Linked DNA regions of Homo sapiens: region 1 is linked to region 2. Evidence: chromatin contacts called from ENCODE Hi-C data. All regions are on one chromosome and are shown on one strand. Each heading gives the region's core, a stretch centred on a gene start or an enhancer-like site at or near the end of the contact. The rest is flanking DNA. Distances are from core to core; before and after follow the strand shown. Region 1 has its middle 94 kb from the start of WDR75. Region 2 has its middle 19 kb from the start of MIR3606.

Evidence for each region. A loop is a pair of places that touch in the nucleus more often than their neighbours do. Pooled maps may share reads with other maps.
Region 1: a loop to region 2 is called in a map of IMR-90, with 3 times the contacts of the local background. The contact joins two enhancer-like sites. A Hi-C loop is called at or near these places in 2 of 168 maps with a recorded cell type or tissue (IMR-90 and chondrocyte) and 3 of 50 pooled maps.

Annotation. Positions count from the first base shown.
Region 1 is chr2:189,346,247-189,349,105 of GRCh38, forward strand. It overlaps a transcript of COL5A2 not described here. Among named protein-coding and RNA genes, the nearest start is that of WDR75, 94 kb to the right of the region's middle. Within about 2 kb of position 1,410, at least 6 of the 41 ENCODE cell types and tissues checked have a DNase peak (open chromatin) inside an H3K27ac peak, as active enhancers do.
Region 2 is chr2:189,013,283-189,016,474 of GRCh38, forward strand. No RefSeq gene overlaps it. Among named protein-coding and RNA genes, the nearest start is that of MIR3606, 19 kb to the left of the region's middle. Within about 2 kb of position 1,564, at least 3 of the 41 ENCODE cell types and tissues checked have a DNase peak (open chromatin) inside an H3K27ac peak, as active enhancers do.

The DNA of each region.
Region 1 (2,859 bases), core at 160-2,659, 330 kb after region 2:
CTTCATCTCTCCAGCTCTTAGTTTGCTTTCTGTTTAATGGAGTATGAGCTAAACAAGGATAGAAAATAGACAGCAAGTCATTTCAGTAATTGTAAAACCTAACTGGAACTCCAGGATAAGATCCTTTTGCAAGGAAAAATTACTATCAATGTTCATACCAATTTTTGCTTTGGTGACATTTGGAGCTATGTATACATTTCATAAGATATACTCCATATCAAGCCATCAAAATCGTCACATATATATGACATGCTAAAAGCCCAAATCAAAAAAGCATTTTTAAAATATAAATCAGAAACACAATGGAATTAATTTATTTGCTTTTACTATTTTTAACATTACATATAATTTAAAATATATATGACTATGTACAGATATATTAGACAAGTTTAGAAAACAGAAACCAAATTGTTTCCAACAGAGAGGATTTAATGGAAGAAACTGGTTTCACAGGTGTCAGAAGGTTGAATAAGTAAAGTCACATAAAGGTAACTCAGGAAGTAGCTACAATGCCTGAGGTTAGGGAAATAAATGGGAAAAGATGGGGATAACAGGAGGAGGAGCCACCAGACCTGGTGCTCTAAGGAAGAGGCTTGGGTTGGCTGCTGCTGGCTCTCTGAGGGAAATGTTCAGGCATTTCTGGAAGTGCCAACAGGAACTGGAGGCTGGAGCCACTTCCACAATGGAGGCCACCAACTAACGCTTAGGAGAACTGCCATTTTAGAGTTGAAGCCAGCAAGAATAAAACAAATTTTAAAACAGGAAGGAAGTCTTGTCTCCTCTTCCAATCCCCATTCCTCAATAACTTCAAGTCTCACTCCAATACTTTCAAAAAGCTGCCAAGGGAATCAGAGGTATGAAATCTGCAAAGTCACAGCCCTAGCATTACAAACTAGTGTCAAAAAAGGAGGACACGTTGCTGAGAGACAGCAGGCAAATTACTTGCACAACTTTGCTTTTTAAGAAAAGTAAAGGTTAATTGCATTGTAGTTAATAGCACAAAAATTAACATTGAAGAAAGTATCTTGCAAAACATGAGAATTATGGGGACGCTTACATGAACAAATAAGCACATATAAGCAGAAAAGAGAAAGTTGTCCCATGATTAGGAACAGAAAGCAGAAAGAGGGAGGTAAGAAAAAAATATGGACTTCATGGAAAAGATTTATGTTAAAAAAGGAAAAATGACACTAATGTTAAAATACAATAATCATAATATTAAAAGTTCTATATAATTAAATTAGGTTTCAGGTATGAGAAATTGACCATTATATTGGTGCCACAAGTCATCATGAAATGTCTAAAATCTATGATTACTGGGCTTCTAGGCTCATGGCATTTGCTTTGTCAACAAGTGCCCCAGAGTTAAGATAGACCAATAGTGACATCTGCTGCCATGGACTTATTTTTAAAAGGGCCAGTCTTGACATTTGCAAGTTAAGATTCCTGCCAAACCACTGGCCTTCTGCTGTGATGAGTCAGCATTTCTGGAACTCCTGTTTGTCATCTGTGCTATTAGAAGATTTTCTAAGGTGAACACAGAACATGGGAAAATGAGAGAATGTTTGAAAATGTAACTAAAACAAACAAAAACAGTAGGGACAGAGGGAGTAAGTGACGAGACAGAAACTTCACATTGTCTTTTCACATCCTGTTTTTCCTTTGGCTAAGTAAGTCCCAATTAATCTTGCAGTTGTTAGCAAGCATAAGCATGTTTTCAGTGAAAAGAAGGATTAATTTAACTGTTGCCAGCTTCAGTAGATTCCAACCCAAAATTTACAGCATAATATTTAGACCAGAAAAAAAAAATAAAAGTCCAACAACCAAAGGAGGGTATGTGGGAAATTTTTAGAGCAACCCTTGCTTAGGAAACCACTTCCTAGCTAAGTGTTTACCTTGATTATACCTCTTTCAACATCTGCTGACCCTCTGCTTCTTCCTTTTTCCTTTCTGAAAGGCAAGAGAACATAAGGTTTGAATCAAAAATATATTTTTGATATTTAAAAAAACATATTATCACCAGTGTAAAGTGGTCAGTGTGGCTCATTTATATGAACCCACAAATATTACCTCAAGAAAATCATGAGTTAATTTATTTGCTCTAGAAAAAAAATGGCAAATTATATGAATCTCTACCCCAGTTATGAAAGAAGATGAACAAAAGAGACAGATGTTTCAGCTGATGGAGAACTGAATTAAGAGTTCTGGCTAGTACACGTTCTAGTTATGAAATAAGATGAACAAAACAGACAGATGTTTCAGCTGATGGAGAACTGAAGTAAGAGTTATGACTTCTAGTACAAGGTTCTGACCATGCCTCAATGTGTCATCTTGAGGAAATTACATAACTTCTCTGAGCCTTAGTTTTCTCTTCTGTAAAATGAAAGGATGAGGCTATATGAGGGATGAAAAAATGGGATGCAACTCATTTCCCTTCTTGGGTTAACTGGCAATAGTTGCCTATGAGTTAATTGCTGTAACTCATAAGCTGCACCCAGACTCCATGGAAAAGAGTGCTGACTAATTGGCAGGGTCTGCTGTGGACAACATAAATGTGAGCAGCTGCATGCACATCACACAGATATCAATTCACAAACAAGACAATTTATTACTTTTTCTTTAGCTGTAGATTCTGTTACCAGCCATCATTTTTAGTGCCTACTGTATTTTAGCTGTGCAAGATGCTCTAAGAACATTATTTCTAATCTTCACAACATTTTAAAGACAAGAAAACCAAGCCTCAGAAAAATTAAATAATTTTTTCAAAGCTGTATAACATAGCTGGACCCAATTACTAACATAATCTCCCAACATTCTCCATTATAAATAAAAACTTCTCATATTTTGGATCACATCCCC
Region 2 (3,192 bases), core at 314-2,813:
GTTATAAGCTCAAGAGATCTATTGTGAAACGTGGTGACCACAGTCAATAACAATGTATTATATTTTTGAAAATTGCGAAGAGAGTAAGTATTCTCACCACAAGAAATGATGAGAACCTGAGATACTGCATATATATGCATATGTATCTCTGTCTTCCTACATATACATATATATACACATACATATATGTATACACACACACACAAATATATATATATATATATATATATATATATATATATGTATAGAGAGAGAGAGACAGAACTCAAATCAATAGTATGAATTAATAAATTAGATACTTGGAGTTTTATTTTAGACCAAGAAAGATATCTGGAACACAATGTTCTGCCTCCTGTATTTGTAACTTAATGTATCACAGAGAGTAGTTCATTTCATTATATATAGCTCTAACTTATTGTGTGTTATTGATCCCAATACTCAGTTTAATGAACACACGAGTTAAAATTACTTGTTTGCCTATTTGTTTATTTATTTGCTACCAAGTATCTAAAGCCCTATCTCATTGCAGGGAAGTTACAGTTAGATGAGTCTTGGTTGAGGTTAGAGGCCATAGACAGTTGCTTTCCTAACCTGTCTTGAGTTAGGGTGTAGGCAAGTGGCCATGTGACCTGAGCTTGGCAAATCAGAGACACACACCTGAAGGTCTCAATCTGGGGATAATTGTATTCACTTCATATTACTGCTGTAGCAAGTTACCATAAATTTAGTGACTTAAAACCACACAGATTTCTTGTCTTACACTTCTGAACATCAAAAGTCTAAACTGAGTCTTACTGGACTCAAATGCAAGTGTCAAACAAGGTTGTCTTCCTTTCTAGAGACACTAGGGAGAAACTGTGTGTTCCCTTTTCCAGCTTCTAGAGGCTGCCCAGCTTCCTTGGTTCATGAGCCAGTTCCAACATCAAAGCCAGAAATATTTGGTCAAGTCTTTCTCACGTTGTCTCATTCTGACATTGGCTCTTCTGTCTTCCTATTTCACTTTTAAGGAACCAAATGATTGCACTGGGCCCAAATGGATACTCCAAGCTACTCTCCCCATTTCAAGGTCAGTTGGTAAGCAACCTTAATGCCTGCTGCAACCTTAATTGCTCCTTGCCTTGCCAAAAAATGTAATATATTTACTGGCTCTGGGGATTAGGGTATGAACATATTTGAGGGAGCATTATTCCACCTACCAACAATAGTGATGCAAAGAAGTAAAAAGAATTAAAAATCCAGTTTGGTGGTGATCACAGCTATAGTTGGGGCAGCAACCGCCAGATATCAAAAGAAGCATGGCCAACAGTGCCAGAAATGGCATCCAGTGTCTTGTGTTTATGATGGCTTTGCCAGGTTGCTTTTAGGGTATGATTTTGAAGATGGCTCTGAATGTCAGCATTCACTTCATTTTTTGTTGATTTTATGCACCTGGATTCTATAGCTTTCTCTGAATTCCTCTGAATTTCAGATAAAAATCCATAAATTACATTTTTACTTCAGTGAGCTAAAGTTGGTTTAGATTGTTTACAACTAAGCCTGACTAGGCCAGCAATTGGTAACAGCAGGGCTGGCAGGAAGCAGAAATGCAAGCAAATGGAAAGACTCTGAGATCAAATGTTTGTACTAGTTAGGGGTAAAAATAGAAAATCCAGCTTGTATCCGGGAATGAGAATTTGGAAGTCCATGGAAATAGGATTAATCATTTATGATTACATTGAGTGATTTGCACTTTAAAGACAAGGCTTAAGGAGATAAGTGGCCTCTACTACACAACAGTATGTTTGAATTTCATGAGAAATTGCAGGACTGCATGTGAATGTGGCTGCTGTGAATGGTGATGAACAGAAAGAGAATGACAAGTTCAAATCCCTAACTTCTTGATTTAAGACACAGAAGAAAATCTATGCCCTTTCCCTGACTATGCTAAAATAAAAGCATACTATCTTTCTGGAAAAAAAGAAAAAAAATTCATATTTTTGCCAAAGGTTTGAGATACTAAAAACCAAATACAAATCTTAATTCTGCAGATCACCAGACTTCAACATAAATCTAAATGGATTTTCCAATTCTCTATTTGATTCTCTATAATTGGGAAACAGCAAGACCCTGGAAATTTAAATGGGGTTTATGGAAGAATTCTCTTTAAACATTCCAGTTTCACATTAAGTTTCTTTAGACATCTGAAATGGGATCTGCATTCCTTGCCTGGTAATTGTTCCCCCATTCTGAAAATGCAAGCTGACTACAAGAAAAAGCCAATTCTCTTCAGACCTCATTCTCACCACTGCTTATTGTCTCCAGATTTGTAACTGAAGTCAGATCCCAGAATGCCTCAGGGGGTAGCAATTTAAAGGTCAATCTCAGGAGGAGGTTTACACATAAAAAGAATGGAAGGATTTAACTAATTTATATTGTTTAAAATCTGAGAAACGTGTGTAGGAGTGGATTTTGAGATACTAGACAAAAAAGAACAGTGAAATTTGGATAAAATGTATCAATATATGAATGTAACAAAGAGTTATAGGAACATTATAATTATTAACATGGTTGAACTGAACTCAGGCCTCAGAGGTTGCCCAAACTGAATGAATTTGAGACATTACAAACTTTCTGACAGGTGGAGAATGTAATTCAGAAACTTAAGAAGATAGAAATATTGGAATGAATTTATCATATGTGATACAACCATTCACCTTCTGAGTATATTCTCAAGGTGGACCAGTACGGTTTTGAGAAACACGTGGTGGCCTGCATGCCGGCACCTTTGAATAATCTCCTTGTGTGTCTGTAGTCTGAAGAAGGAAGTAGAAAAAAATCTAGCTGAAATAGGCTTCTTGATTCAATGGAGATGACAGGATCCGAGCTTGCAGAGGACAAAGGGCAACTCTAGACTGCCGGAAACAAAGTGAGAATGATATTGTACAAGATAGCAGGACTGTCATGGTAGAAAAAATAAAATGGCATAATTCAGAAGTAATGTTGTCGGTGGCTGATTGATAATGAGAATGATGAGATGTCTGGGACAGTCACATTTATGTCTTTTATAAACAATAATGACAAATATATTTAGTTCAGGTAAAAGAGACCTCAGATCAGCAACCACACAGGCCTCAAGACTTTCTTCAATTCCCAGACTATAAGATGGTTAATAAACCTAGTCTCCTTAAAGGAAGCATAAGTTCAGTGCTTTGG